Regions from separate parts of the Homo sapiens genome. Here region 2 is linked to region 1. The links are chromatin contacts, found by Hi-C or POLR2A ChIA-PET in ENCODE. All regions are on one chromosome and are shown on one strand. The core of a region is the stretch at or near the end of the contact, and the rest is flanking DNA. Distances in the headings are between cores, read along the strand shown. Region 1 has its middle 14 kb from the start of TMEM106C. Region 2 holds the start of PFKM (phosphofructokinase, muscle).

Region 1 (6,430 bases), core at 2,314-4,813:
GTCTCAGGCAGGGGTCTGCACCTGTGGGTGCAGTTGGAGGCAGACAGCTCTGCTCAGACAGGTTAGACACAGTGAGGGTGCAGGGGGCTTATGTGTTCAAGTGTATGGTAGACACACCTGAGAGTGATAACTCAAGCACAGCCTGAGAGTGACCCTGTACAGCAGATGCACCTGAAAGCAGTTCAGAAGTCTGAGCTAAAGATTCTGGGAGTGGCCAACCCGGAGATTAATTTCTTATCTATGAGAACATCCGAGTTTCCCTGCTGTCCAGTGGGACACGGCCGTACAGGGGATTGAGGCCCTTTCTTTTGGATTAAATGAAGGCTGCCAGGTGGAGGCTGTTAGGGGAAGGGTGCGAAGTGAAAATGCTGTAAACTGCACGTTTTTCACAAGTGGCTGTTGTTCTCCTGCCCAGCGTGCCACCACAGGAGCATCCCCACGTGTAAGTTTCCCACTAATAAAGCCCCTGGTCTCGTATGCTGGCCCTGCGTCTCTTCTTCGGTCTCTTGAACCTGGTGCCCTCCCTACTGAAGTGAATAGGGGTCCGGCACAACATCAAGGAACTGACAATTCACCACGACCTTGTGAAGGGGACCCAGAAGCCAGTCAACCAAGGTGGTCCAAAAAGCCACATCCTCAGCTCCTCCTTTGAGGGACCTGACGAGGCTGCCTGTGGGACCAGGGAAGGAGGGTCTCGCTTGCATTGTGCCCATGTTCACCTGGCTCACAGGTGCACCTGGAACAGCCAATAAGTGTCCTGGCTGCAGTTGGAGGGATGAATCTTCCTCCATAAATCCTGAAGAGCAAAAGAGGTCCTATTTTTTAAAAATTTAAACCAACCTAAATCTAACTCAGAGCCCCATCCTGACTGGCCCCAGGGGATTTAATCTCCTCCATTACTGAGGCTACCTCCCCCTCCCCAGGGTCGCTCAGGAGTCCTGGAGAATTACTTCTTGGAGCCCAGGAGGCAGGGTATGCAAGGGCCTCTCACCATGTCATGCTGATCTCCCCCTTGTCCCTTTTCCCACAGGCCTCTGTGTTGGGTCATGTTACTGCTCCTTGTGACCTGGGAACCTTGGCCCAGGCTGGTAGAGCTGGTGTGCAGGGTCCAAAGTGCCCATGCAGCCATGCCCCTTGGAGACCCTGCCCCTTCTCCACAGTGATGCTGGGGCAGGAGTTCAGCTTCCTCTCCCCTCACCCTGCTCACTCCTTGCTTTCCTCTCTCAACAGCATCTTGAACACCTGATATCATCTCTTGAATAAGCCCAGGAATTCATGAGAGACAGTTCAAGAGGTTGTCTTTGAATTATTATTTTTTTTAATTTCTACCCCAAAGAAATCTAAAGGGCTGAGTTATCCCTTTGGAACAGGGGACAGATACTGGGGAAAAACACAAAACACAAACTAACATCTTAAAATGAACATAATCAAACTAGCTTGGAGGGGAACCTGCAGACCACGGAGACTAATAGCTGCTTCTGACACTATTAACAATTGCCCCAGGCTCAGTACGGCCTGGAGAGGGTGGCAACACCATGAGATGGCTTTGGGGGTCTTAGCCCTTAATAATTGCCACAACTCTCTCTGCCGCTGGCAACCTTGGATGAACACACTCTAAGTAGGTTAAATGGTGATCGAGCTACACACACACAAACTGCTTGCCCCTTTTTGCCCTTCTAGAGGGGCTGGAGCACCCCCCGAATGGTACCTGTGGTACCTGTGTTAAGAGCTGGCACCCTGGAGGCAGGTGTGGGAGGAAGGCTGACTGGCCAGGGAACTGGGGGAGCTGTGCCTGAGGGGTAGGCTGGAGATGGGCTTGCTGGATTTCCACTCTGCAATGAGTGTTTGATGAAACCCAGGCGCCAGCCAGCCAATCTCCGTGGTCAACTTTCCCAGCACTTCCTTTCTCAACCTTAGCTTCAGGGATGAACGTGGTGGCTGGACAGATCCTCATCTGATTGTCATCCAAAACCTCCATGAATCTGTCCACTGCTGCCCGAGACATACCTACCTAGAGGCTCAGCCAGCAGGGCCTTTGCCTGAACTCCAGGCATCCTGTGCCTGAGCCAGACAAACTGCAAATGGACAAGCCTTGAACAAGCGTATGTACACCTAATACAAAGCAGGCAGTGAAAAAATGCAGGAAGATGATGAGGAATGCAGGAGTCACGGATTAGTGCCTGAGGACAAAAGGCTGAGATGAACTCTGGGATGTTTTTAGAAAGACAAGATCCATATCCAACCCATTCCCAAAGGGCAACTGTCTGAAACAGCTCTTGACATCCCCTTCTTCTCACCTTCCGCAATGATTGAATTCAGGTTCTCTGCATCTCTTGCCTAGGCAATTGAAATAGCCTTCTTGGTAGGCTCTCTGACGTTTCATATATATATATGTATATGCATATGTATATAATTTACTATGTGTCTATTATGTGTCAGGTACCACAGTAGGCACTTCTGTATATTATCTCATTTACTCCTCTTAACAAGTCTATAGGCTGAGTTTCATCACCCCCATTTGACAGATGCACCCCCATTTAACAGATGAGGCCTCTGTGGCTCAGAGAAGTGATGTGGCTTGCCTGATGTCACACAGCTGGGGTACAAGCACCATGCCATCTCCGACCACTTGCCTTCCCAGCCCCCCTCCACATTCCACTGGTCTAGCGGTCTTTTTCTGAAAGCAGAAGTATTCGTATCATTCCGTCTCTTGAAGCCTTCAGTGGCTCCTCACAGGCTCCAGGATCAGACCCAAGCCCCTTATACAACTTGCGAGGCCTCTTCCACCCTCCTGCTGCCTCCTTGCCACTGACCACACACTTGTACCACAGCAAACTATTTGTAGCTTCCTAAACATGCCGGGACTTTGTGCCCTTGCTCCCTCTGTCCTCTTGGTGTGGGATGTTCTTTCCGCCCTGCCCCACCCCATACCCCGTTTCCTGCGCCTGGAGGGATCCTACACAGCTGCTCGAGCCCAGCCCTGACGTGGCTCTGCCATCTCTGCAAATCCGTCTCCCACCATCCCCCAGCATGCACACACACGTACACGCGTGCGCACCCACACCCTCCTCTGCCCCTCCGGCCCCCTGCTCGGCGTGAGGGCCGCTGTTGGCGCATCTGGCGTGTCTCCTCTTGGCCTCTCCTCTGGCACCTGTGGCTCATCTACTGTATGATGATTGTCTGTTTACCAGGCCATAGGTCCTGTTAGACTAAACTCTGCGAGGGCAGGATGGTGTCCTTGGGGCCTTGAGAAGAGCCTGGCAGAGAGCAGAAGCTCCGTAAATATTTATTGAATGAATTGAACAGAGTTGAGTGAACAGAGAGCACCTTGGGACAGGGACAATTTCAGTCACTTCCACGCCCCATCTCGTGGCATGCGCCTGGCACCCAGTGCATGTGCAGTTAAGAGTGAATGAATAAGGTCAGAGGAAAAGACAGGACGGGTGGGAGGAGAGTGGTGGGAAGGTTGGCCACAGATTCCAGTGCAGGTCTGGACACAGCTCTGTTCCTTCCGCCAGGGGGCGTGGGAGGCCTGGGCCGGGCCTCCAGACTCCAGTAATTCCTTCCTTTCTTAAAACCCACAAGAGGATCCAGGCGCGCCTGTCGTCCCAGCTACTTGGCAGGCTGGGGCAGGAGGATGGCTTGAGCCCAGGAGTTCGAGGCTGCAGTGCACTATGATCGTACCCATGCATAGCCACTGCGTTTTCTGGCCTGGGCAACACAGCAAAACTCTATCTCTGAAAAACAAAACAAAACAAAACAAAACAAAACAAAAAACAAATCCACAAGAGGCTGGAGGTTGCTTCCCTCCACTGAAGGGATCAGGAGGCAGCCAGGAGCAAAGGGAAGGAGTCCACCCAAGGCTGGATTACCCAAAACAGTGGGCTGGGGTTTGGCCTGACCTGCTCTTGCCTGATGGGACAGGAAGGGATTGGGATGCACCTTGGAACAGGTAGATGCTTGCAGTTGGAGGCTATGACTGGAGCTGTCGGTCTAGAGCCGGGAAAGGGCTCATATTTCTTCATCGTCACTTCTGAGAGAACTGAGGCCCAGAGATGTCAAATGACCTGGCATCTCAGCCAAGTACAGGCCTGACAGGGAGAGGCGGGACCTGCCCACACACCCACCAGCCTATCTCCTGAGGCTTCAGGCCACATGGCTCTGTGGCCACTCTACTGGGCCCAACTGTCCAAACAAGACAGCTGGGTGATTTTTGTCTAAATTAGATGCCACCAAATATTTGTATTATAAAGAGTTTTTCAAGTGTTGTAGTTTTGTCTTTCACTCTCCCCATGAACAGATTTGCAAGGGGACCCGGATTAGCAGTGAGAGTGAGAGAATGGAGCAGGTAGGAGGTGCGGGGAGATGATACAGGCCAACGGTGCTGGAGAGCTGGAGCATGAATCTGAATTGCTGTTCCACTGTGGCTGAGCCTGGCCTGCCTGGACATCTTCCTCTGGCCAGTGTCCCTTCTAGGCACTGGGCTGCCATGAGGACAGGCTTTTGGGTGGTGCTGTACAACAGCAGCTGACCTCTTGGGTGCTGTCTCTGCTACTGCTTTAGCGATCTCTGCTGTAGAGCTTCCGTCCCTGCCCCTGAGTATAGGCTCAGAAGCCCCACTATCCTTCCAGAGGCTGCTCTATGTTACTTCCTCCAGGGAGCACTCCTTGATTCTGACCCTCTGCCGGGGACAATCTCTCCCTTCTTTGAGTTCTCATATTAATTTGTTTATGCTTCTTTCATGGGATTTGCCTCTCCCCTTGCATGACTGTACAAAAGTGGCATAGCATAGCCGCTAAGATGGATTCAGACTCCCTGGGCCCAGATCCTGACTCCGCTGCTTACTAGTTGTACTGTGGTGTGAGAGTCTCTTGGCTGGGTGCGGTGGCTCACGCCTATAATCCCAGCACTTTGGGAGGCTGATGTGGGCAGATCACTTGAACCCAGTGTTCGAGACCAGCCTCAACAACATGGTTAAACCCTGCCTGTACAAAATTAAAACATAAGTAAAAATTAGCCAGGCGTGGTGATGTGCGCCTGTAGTCCCAGCTACTTGGGAGGCTGAGGTGGGAGGATCACCTGAGCCCAGGAGGTTGAGGCTGCAATAAGCCATGATTACGCCACTGCACTTCAACCTGGGCAACAGAGTGCAACTCTTGTCTTTTTTTCTTTTTTTTTTTAAAAAAGAATATCTTACTTTCTGTGTGCCTCAGTTTCCTCCTCTATAAGATGGGAATAATAAGAGTACCTTTCTTACAGGGCTGATGAGGGTTTTTAATGAATTACTACATGTAAAGTGCTTAGGTCAGGACCTTGTACATGGCAAACACCCTTTAAGTGCATGCTATGATTGCCACTGGAGTGTTTGTGTCTGTGCCTTACCTCCTTATTAAGCCTGTTACTTCTTGAGAATGGGGTCAGCCCCTTTTACTTAAGGCAATTTGTGTCCCTCACTGTCCTGGCGCAGGGCCTGGTTCATAGCCGGTTCTCGCTGACGGTTTGGGGAATGATGATGAGGTCCGATGCCTTCTCCCTGCGTCTGTGTCCCTGCTGCAAGCCCCTGCAGAGCGAGCCTGTCTCCGCGGCTCAGGCCCTTCCTCCCACAGCCTGAGCCCCAGCAATTTTCCCTGGCAGCTCCCACGTTCCGGACTAACTTTAGGGTTGGTTTCCAGCTGTGGTTGGATTTTTCTGTTTGAAAAATATTTTAAGCAGCTGGTGGGGAAGGGGTGGAGAGGTGGGAAAAGAATAATAAATAAACTTGTGAAAGGAAGATTGTCTAAACAGCTAGGAGCTGCCACTGCCAACAGCTTGGTCTCCGGGCCATGCCAAGGACTGGGGAGCTATCAGGTGGTTGGTGGTGGGGACGGGACACTGTGCTGGCTTCCCAGGCCAAGGAGAAAGACTCTCTGCCCCTCACAAGCACTTCTCGCGCTTCCTTTCACATTATGCCCTGCGTGAGTTTCCAGGATGCAAGAACTACACGTGGAGAAAGCTAGTTCTGCCGCAGGCGGGATTGAAGTTAGACACTGAAAAGAACTTCTTAGTATCAGAGCCCATCCCTGTAATCCACCTTTATTTCCCCTAAGACCTTGTTTTTCTCCAGAACTCAACTCCTTTTCAGCTCTGGTTATGTAACGCCTCGGCCACTCCCACCTGCCTCCAATGCACCCCATTCACCTAACAGCACACTTCCCTTTCGCCCTTCCACGGCCCCGTCCTCCAGCGCCCTGGTTTCATCAGCTTCTTCTTTCCTTTCAGCCCGGCTCTGCCACCGAGGCCCTCGGGCTTCTTTCTTCACCTCAGCCACCTCCCTCGGTGGGGGTGGGGAGACCTCCTTCCTGGACAGAGTGGGCCGTGGCACAGGTGGACAGCCAGGCCCAGAGGCCCAGGGTCACCCTACACACAGTCGGAGGAAAGGCTCATGCTGCCC
Region 2 (6,430 bases), core at 1,595-4,094, 170 kb before region 1:
AGGCACATCAGAGTTAGGCAAATTAATGGTGTCAGTCTCAAGAATGGTCAGGGGCTTTCTATGGCTCTTCCCTCTCAGGATGTCAGCCTCCTGAGCATCTCTTGATCCTTGGTCTTTGGGTCTTGCCCCTCACATTACTACATGCTATGAAATGAGAAAATTAACACAAAGTCACTGCCGTATATACACAGATGTGTACATACGACATGGGAACACCTTCATATTTTATTCTTTAGGGATCACCTCTCTCAAAGGAACACACAAGAGGACGTATTTTTGTATCCATAAAATGCCAGTAGAATTATCACTCTCCCAGTTTTTCAGGCTAAAACCTGTTATTTTAAATTTATCTCCTCCCTTCCTCTCAGATTCAAAACAGTAACTAAATCCTATTATTCTCCCTTCTTATTATCTTCCTTTATCCATCCCCTCCTTTCTATCCTCATTGCCATTTTCCACCTGAACTGCTTACTACAATAGCTGGTTTCCCTGTGCTTGTGTTCCTTTCTTCACTCTATTAGACACACAAAATAAACCTTCATAGGAAGGTCATAGGTCCCTAGGCTTCAGTGGAGATGTGTATTCATTCACAGGAACCCAAGTTTTACGGGCAGCTTGTGCTTGCTTCTACCCTGCATTTGGAGAACTCAGGGTAGCTGCCTATAGAGACATAAGTCACATAAACACCCAAATCCACACAAATAATAAAATAATGCAATGAGACATATATGAAGACATACATTCACAAACATGCATTGTGTTAACAGACAGAGATTAATGAACGTACTACATATAATCAGTACTAACAAATAAGGTCCCAACTTGTTGGGTTGGCATTCGAAGCTTCTACAATTTAGCCCTTGCATATAGCTTCAACTGTTGGTCCTATAGATTCTCTGCTCCATTGTCACCTGAACATTACTTTGCTCTTCCCACTTTAGTGCCTGGGCACACTGCATCCCTTGTCCAGGTGGCTACCCTGGCCCTTTCCACAGATTCACATCCCATTCCATCATTTAAGACCAGTGATAGTTGTACCCTTATTAAACCTTCACTGATTACCACAGGTCAAGGAAACCTTCTTTTGGACTTCCTCTAACCACATGTTGTCTAAACTGGATCACTGCCTCCCAGGTTCAAGTGATTCTCCTGCCTCAGCCTCCCGAGTAGCTGGGATTACAGACATGCACCACCACACCCGGCTAATTTTTGTATTTTTAATTGAGACGGGTTTTCACCATGTCGGTCAAGCTGGTCTTGAACTCCTGACTTCAGGTGATCCGCCCACCTTGCCTCCCAAAGTGCTGGGATAACAGGCATAAACCACCATGCTCGGCCTGCTTTATGTGGCATTTTAATAGTTTCGTACGCACTGATAAGAGGGTTGGACTAGATCAGGGGTCAGCATACAACAGCCTGTAGGCCAAATCCAGCCCTTCTCACATTTTTGTATGGCAGTAAGCTGTGAAAGGTTTTTATATTTTTTAGTGGTTGCAAAAAGTACTTCATGACATGTGAAAAATGTTAAGTTCAAATTTCAGTATGTGCACTACCTTCGTTCATTCACGTATTATCATGGATGTTTTTGTGCTACAACAGCAGAATGGATATTGTGACAGAGACTCATAAGCCTGCAGTTTAAAATATTTACTATCTGGTCTTTTACAGACGAAGTTTGCCAACCACTGGACTGGATGGCTGCTAAAGTCATTTTTCCTAACTAGACTGAGAACTCCTCCAGGGCAGGGATCATGATCATTTTTAAAAACTCTCCCACAGCTCACTAAAGACTTGCAAAGTCTATGCACATTACAGGACCCCAATAAATACTTGTTGAAAACGTTAATGAACTGATGAACTACATGAAATACAAATATATGAAAAATGTAAAATCGGCTTAGATACAGATATACCTCCATATTCTACTTTAAAACACACTTTTAACTTGGACTTGAGAAATCATATAGTGACAAACAGTGAAAGGAACATAGAGACACGCGTGACTAGAGACGCTCTTATTTAACTGGAATGTTCATGTCCAAATTTCTGCTGTTTTCCAAAAAGAAAGATTAAGTGACTAGGGCAAATAGGAAGGCAAAAAGGTGGAAAGGAAAAAACAAGACATCTGGGTATGCTGATCCCTTTCCTCCCGTTTTTTCTTCTCATTCACTCTTGGAGCTCATGACGGGGGCAGAATCCCACACAGAGCTCTTCCACCCCTGGAAGCGTCAGTGAGGGAGAAAATTCGCCATAACAAGAGGAGTTTAAGAGTGCTGACCTGTAAAAACCGCTCATATTCTTCTCCTGAAATCTCTAAGACAGTTATAGAGGCACAGGACACAGAAATTCATGCAGACTCATGTATAAGCATCCCTTACAGACCCACAATGACACGCACGTAGACAAAAACAGACAGATATTAAAACATATCTCTAAAATCACGTGCGTATATAAGCACGCGGCAGGGAGGAACAGAAAAGCAGCATCATAGGAGCACTGATTTGAATTGGGTGAGTGCCAGGGTAGGGTCAGGCAGCCAAGGGCAACCCGTCCGAGCCCCACCCACCCATCCCAGATTCCTGGGGAATGCAGCTGAGCCTGCAAGCGGAGGGGACTGGCCAAGGGGCTAGGATCCTTCACGACTGCCCTGCCCATCCCCCTCTCGGCTCCAGCTTAGGATGCCGTATCTCTTCTTTTCCTTTCTGCTCCTTTCAGTTCTCCCTACCGCCTGCTCCCGGCCCATACCTTCCCACCTCACTCCCAGCTCTCCCCCTTGCTCTTCACTCAATGGCCCCTCTTGCCTTTTAGTCTTAGCTCTCCTCCGCCGCTGCTTTCTTGCAGATTGTCCTTGGGAAAGGGGGGAGGGGTGATGGACGAACATGGGGAGGAGCCAGGTGGAGGCAAAGAGGGAGGGGGAAGGAGGAGAGGCTTCCCAACCTCCACTAACAGATGCTGACAAGAAGGCTCCGCCTCCTCCTGCTTGCCTTTCTCCTCCTCTTCCTCCTCCCCCTAAGTACTCAGCTCAGATATGGCAGCGGCTTAGTTCCTTCACTCCCCAGAGTCCTGGGGTCCTCATATCTATCTCGAGAGCCATCAGCATCTTTATTTAATGGGAATAATAAATTATTTCGTTGCTTCTCTTGTTTTCAACACAGAACTTTTTCCTAGTCCAGACTGCCTGAGACACCTTGCATTCCAACATCTTCAGCAACTGCTAATAAAACCTGCCCCTGTGGCCCTCTATCCGTCTTTAAGCAAACATTTCTTGGGAGTCTGTGTGCTAGATTTTGCATTAGGTGCCGAGAGGTTTAAAAAAAATAAATATAGTCCCTGCCTTTGAGGAACATTGAATTATGACATCTTCTATAGAATAGCCTCAAAAACTTCTTTTACATTTACATTACCTTTCTCAGAGAAAGTACAGAAAAGCTAGCTATTTGGAATGAAAGTGTCAAGAGGGAAGGGCGTGTCTGTGAGGCCACTTCTCAAGCCTGCAGTGGGGAGGGATGGGGGCGGGATTCTGGCAGTGAAGCAAACATATAAATTGGGCTTCACAGCAAACAGGATCCACTCTGGAAAAAGGGTCAGATGCTCCCAGAGCAAGAGGTGCATCCATTACTCAAGTCTCACCTTCCCTTTGCTTCATTGTCTCCACAGTCGGGTCTCCTCTTGCTTTTACCACTGCCCTCTTCCTCTTGCTTACTTGTATCTCTACCTCTGCACATTCTGGCACAAACAATACAAATGCAAGTGACTAGGAGATAAAACCCCATTTGACTACACAAAATAAAAGCATTTGTTCTCCAAATTATACCATCAAGAAAGTGGAAAGACAACCCACAGAATGGGAGAAAATATTTGCAAATCATGTATCTGATAAGGGGCTGGCATCCAGAATAAATAAAGAACTCATTTGCAACTCATTAAGAATGTAAACCAAAAATAAAATTATAAGCCCCTCAACCATCTGAATAGACCCCTCCTCTCAGTCAAGGGTATTCCAAAGTTAATCTGAAAAACTAGTTCAGACGTTGATGGAAAGGGGAAGCCAGACACACTTCATTATATGCTCCTCCCTTTTGGAATTACTGATAGAACAGACTCTTTAAGTCTGATAAGAAACATTTACAATCTATTCTCTGAAACCTGCTACCTGGAAGCTTTGTCCACCTGATAAAACCTTGGTCCTCACAGATTGCTTTTCTATTAAGTCTTTGGACAATAACTTAACTCTTTTCACCAATTTCCAATCAGAAAATCTTTGAATCTACCTATGACCTGGAAGCCCCGCTCCCCCCTCCCTGCTTCCAGTTATCCCGCCTTTCTGGACTAAATGAATGTACATCTTACATATATTCATTGATACCTTATATCTCCCTAAAATTTATAAAACCAACTTGTGGCCCGACCATCTTGAACACATGTTCTCAGGATCTCCTGAGGGCTGTGTCATGGGGGAGCTATTGGTCACTCGTATTTGGCTCAGGATAAATCTCTTCAAATGTTTTACAGTTTGACTCTTTTCAGTGACAATAAAAAGAAAATACCTCAATTTAAAAATGGGCAAAAGAGTTGACCAAAGAAGATATACAGGTGGCAAATAAACATGAAAAGATGTCAACATCATATGTCATTAGCGAACTGCAAATTAAAACAGTGAGACACCACTACACACCTATTAGAATGATTAAATGATTAAAATTCAAAAATCCAAATGCTAATGAGAATGTGGAACCACTGGAACTCTCATTAATTGCTGGTGGGAATGCACAATGGTACAGTCACTGTAGAAGACAGTTTGACAGTTTTTTACAAAGCTAAATATTGTCTTACCACATGATCCAGCAATAGCACTCCTAAGTATTTAGCTGAATGAGCTGAAAATTATGTCTGCACAAAAAACCTGCACATGAATGTTTATAAAAGCTTTATTCATAATTGCCAAAAGCTGGAGGCAACCAAGATGTCCCTCAAAAGGTGAATAAACAAACTGTGATACAGCTATACAATGGAATATTTTCCATCAATAAAAAATTATCAAGCCAGGAAAAGACATAGTGAAACGGGCCAGTGTGAAAAGGCTGCATACTGTATGATTCCAACTGTATGACAGTCTGGAAAAGGTAAAACTACGGAGACAATAAAAATATCAGTTGTTACTGGGGCTTGGGATAGAGAAGGAGAGATTAATAGGTGGAGCACAGGGGATTTTAGGGGCACTAAAATGATTCGGTATGATGCTATAACAGATACATGACATACATTTGTCATGACATTATGCATTTGTCAAATTCATAGAACTATACAATCCAAAGAGTAAACCCTAATGTAAACTATGGAACTTAGCTAATAATAATGTATAAATATTGGGTTATCAATTATCACAAGTGTACCACACTAATGCAAGATGTTAATAAGTAGGGAAAACTGGCCAGGCACAATGGCTCACACCTGTAATCCCAGCACTTTGGGAGGCCAAGGCAGGTGGATTGTTTGAGCTCCGGAATTTAAGACCAGACTGGGCAACATGGTGAAACCCCGTCTCTACAAAAATACAAAAAATTAGCCAGGTGTGGTGGCACATGCCTGTAGTCCCAGCTACTCAGGAGGTTGAGGCACAAGAATGACTTGAGCCTGGGAGGCAGAGCTTGCAGTGAGCCGAGATTGCGCCACCACACTCCACCCTGGGCGACAGAGTGAGATCCTGTCTCAAACATAAAAAATTTAAAAATGAGCAAAGGCTTGAATAGACAGTTCTCTAAAAATGATATATAATGGCTAAAAAGTACAAGAAAAGATGCTCAACATCAATAGCCATTAGGGCAATGCAAATCAAAACTACTTCATTTGAAGTGAAAATACTACTTCATATCCATTAGGATGGCTATTATCAAAAAAGAAAAAAAGAAAGGAAGGAAGATGGAAGGAAGGAGGTAGGGAGGGGTGGAGAGAGAGAAAGGAGGGAGAGGGGGAGGGAAGGAAGGAAGGAAGGAGAAAAGAAGGAAGGAGGGAAGGAGAGAGGGAGAGGAAGAAAGGAAGGAGGCAGGGAGTGAGGGAGAGAGAGAGGAAGGAAGGAAGGAAGGGAGGGAAGGGGGGAAAGGAAAAAGAAAGAAAAGTATTACAGCGGATGTGAACAAATTGGAACCCTTCTGCATTGCTGGTAGGAATGTAAAGTGGTGCAGCTGCAGTGGAAATTTGGCAGTTCCTCAAATGTTAAACATAGAGTCATCATATTAATTAGCAATTCCACTCCTAGGTATATACCTACGAAAAATGAAAACATATGTACACACAAAATCTGTATACCAATGTTCATAGCAACATTATTCACAATGTTGGCAAAATGTGGAAAGAGCCCAAAGTCCATCAACTAAAGAATGGATAAATAAAATGTGTCATATAAATATGACAAAAAGTGTCAAAATTTGTA

What was found. A loop is a pair of places that touch in the nucleus more often than their neighbours do. ChIA-PET counts read pairs that join two places held with the same protein, here RNA polymerase II (POLR2A). Pooled maps may share reads with other maps.
Region 2: a pooled map shows a loop between it and region 1 (2.2-fold over the local background). The contact joins the promoter of PFKM here to the enhancer-like site in region 1. A Hi-C loop is called at or near these places in 2 of 50 pooled maps. POLR2A ChIA-PET finds 5 or more read pairs at or near these places in 3 of 52 experiments (HEK293, HEK293T and activated CD4-positive, alpha-beta T cell).

What each region holds. Positions count from the first base shown.
Region 1 is chr12:47,946,729-47,953,158 of GRCh38, reverse strand. No RefSeq gene overlaps it. Among named protein-coding and RNA genes, the nearest start is that of TMEM106C, 14 kb to the left of the region's middle. Within about 2 kb of position 3,563, at least 3 of the 41 ENCODE cell types and tissues checked have a DNase peak (open chromatin) inside an H3K27ac peak, as active enhancers do.
Region 2 is chr12:48,115,778-48,122,207 of GRCh38, reverse strand. PFKM (phosphofructokinase, muscle) reads right to left here and starts at 2,844. Exons shown (of 23, transcript NM_000289.6): 1 at 2,802-2,844. RefSeq lists an enhancer at 3,179-3,248.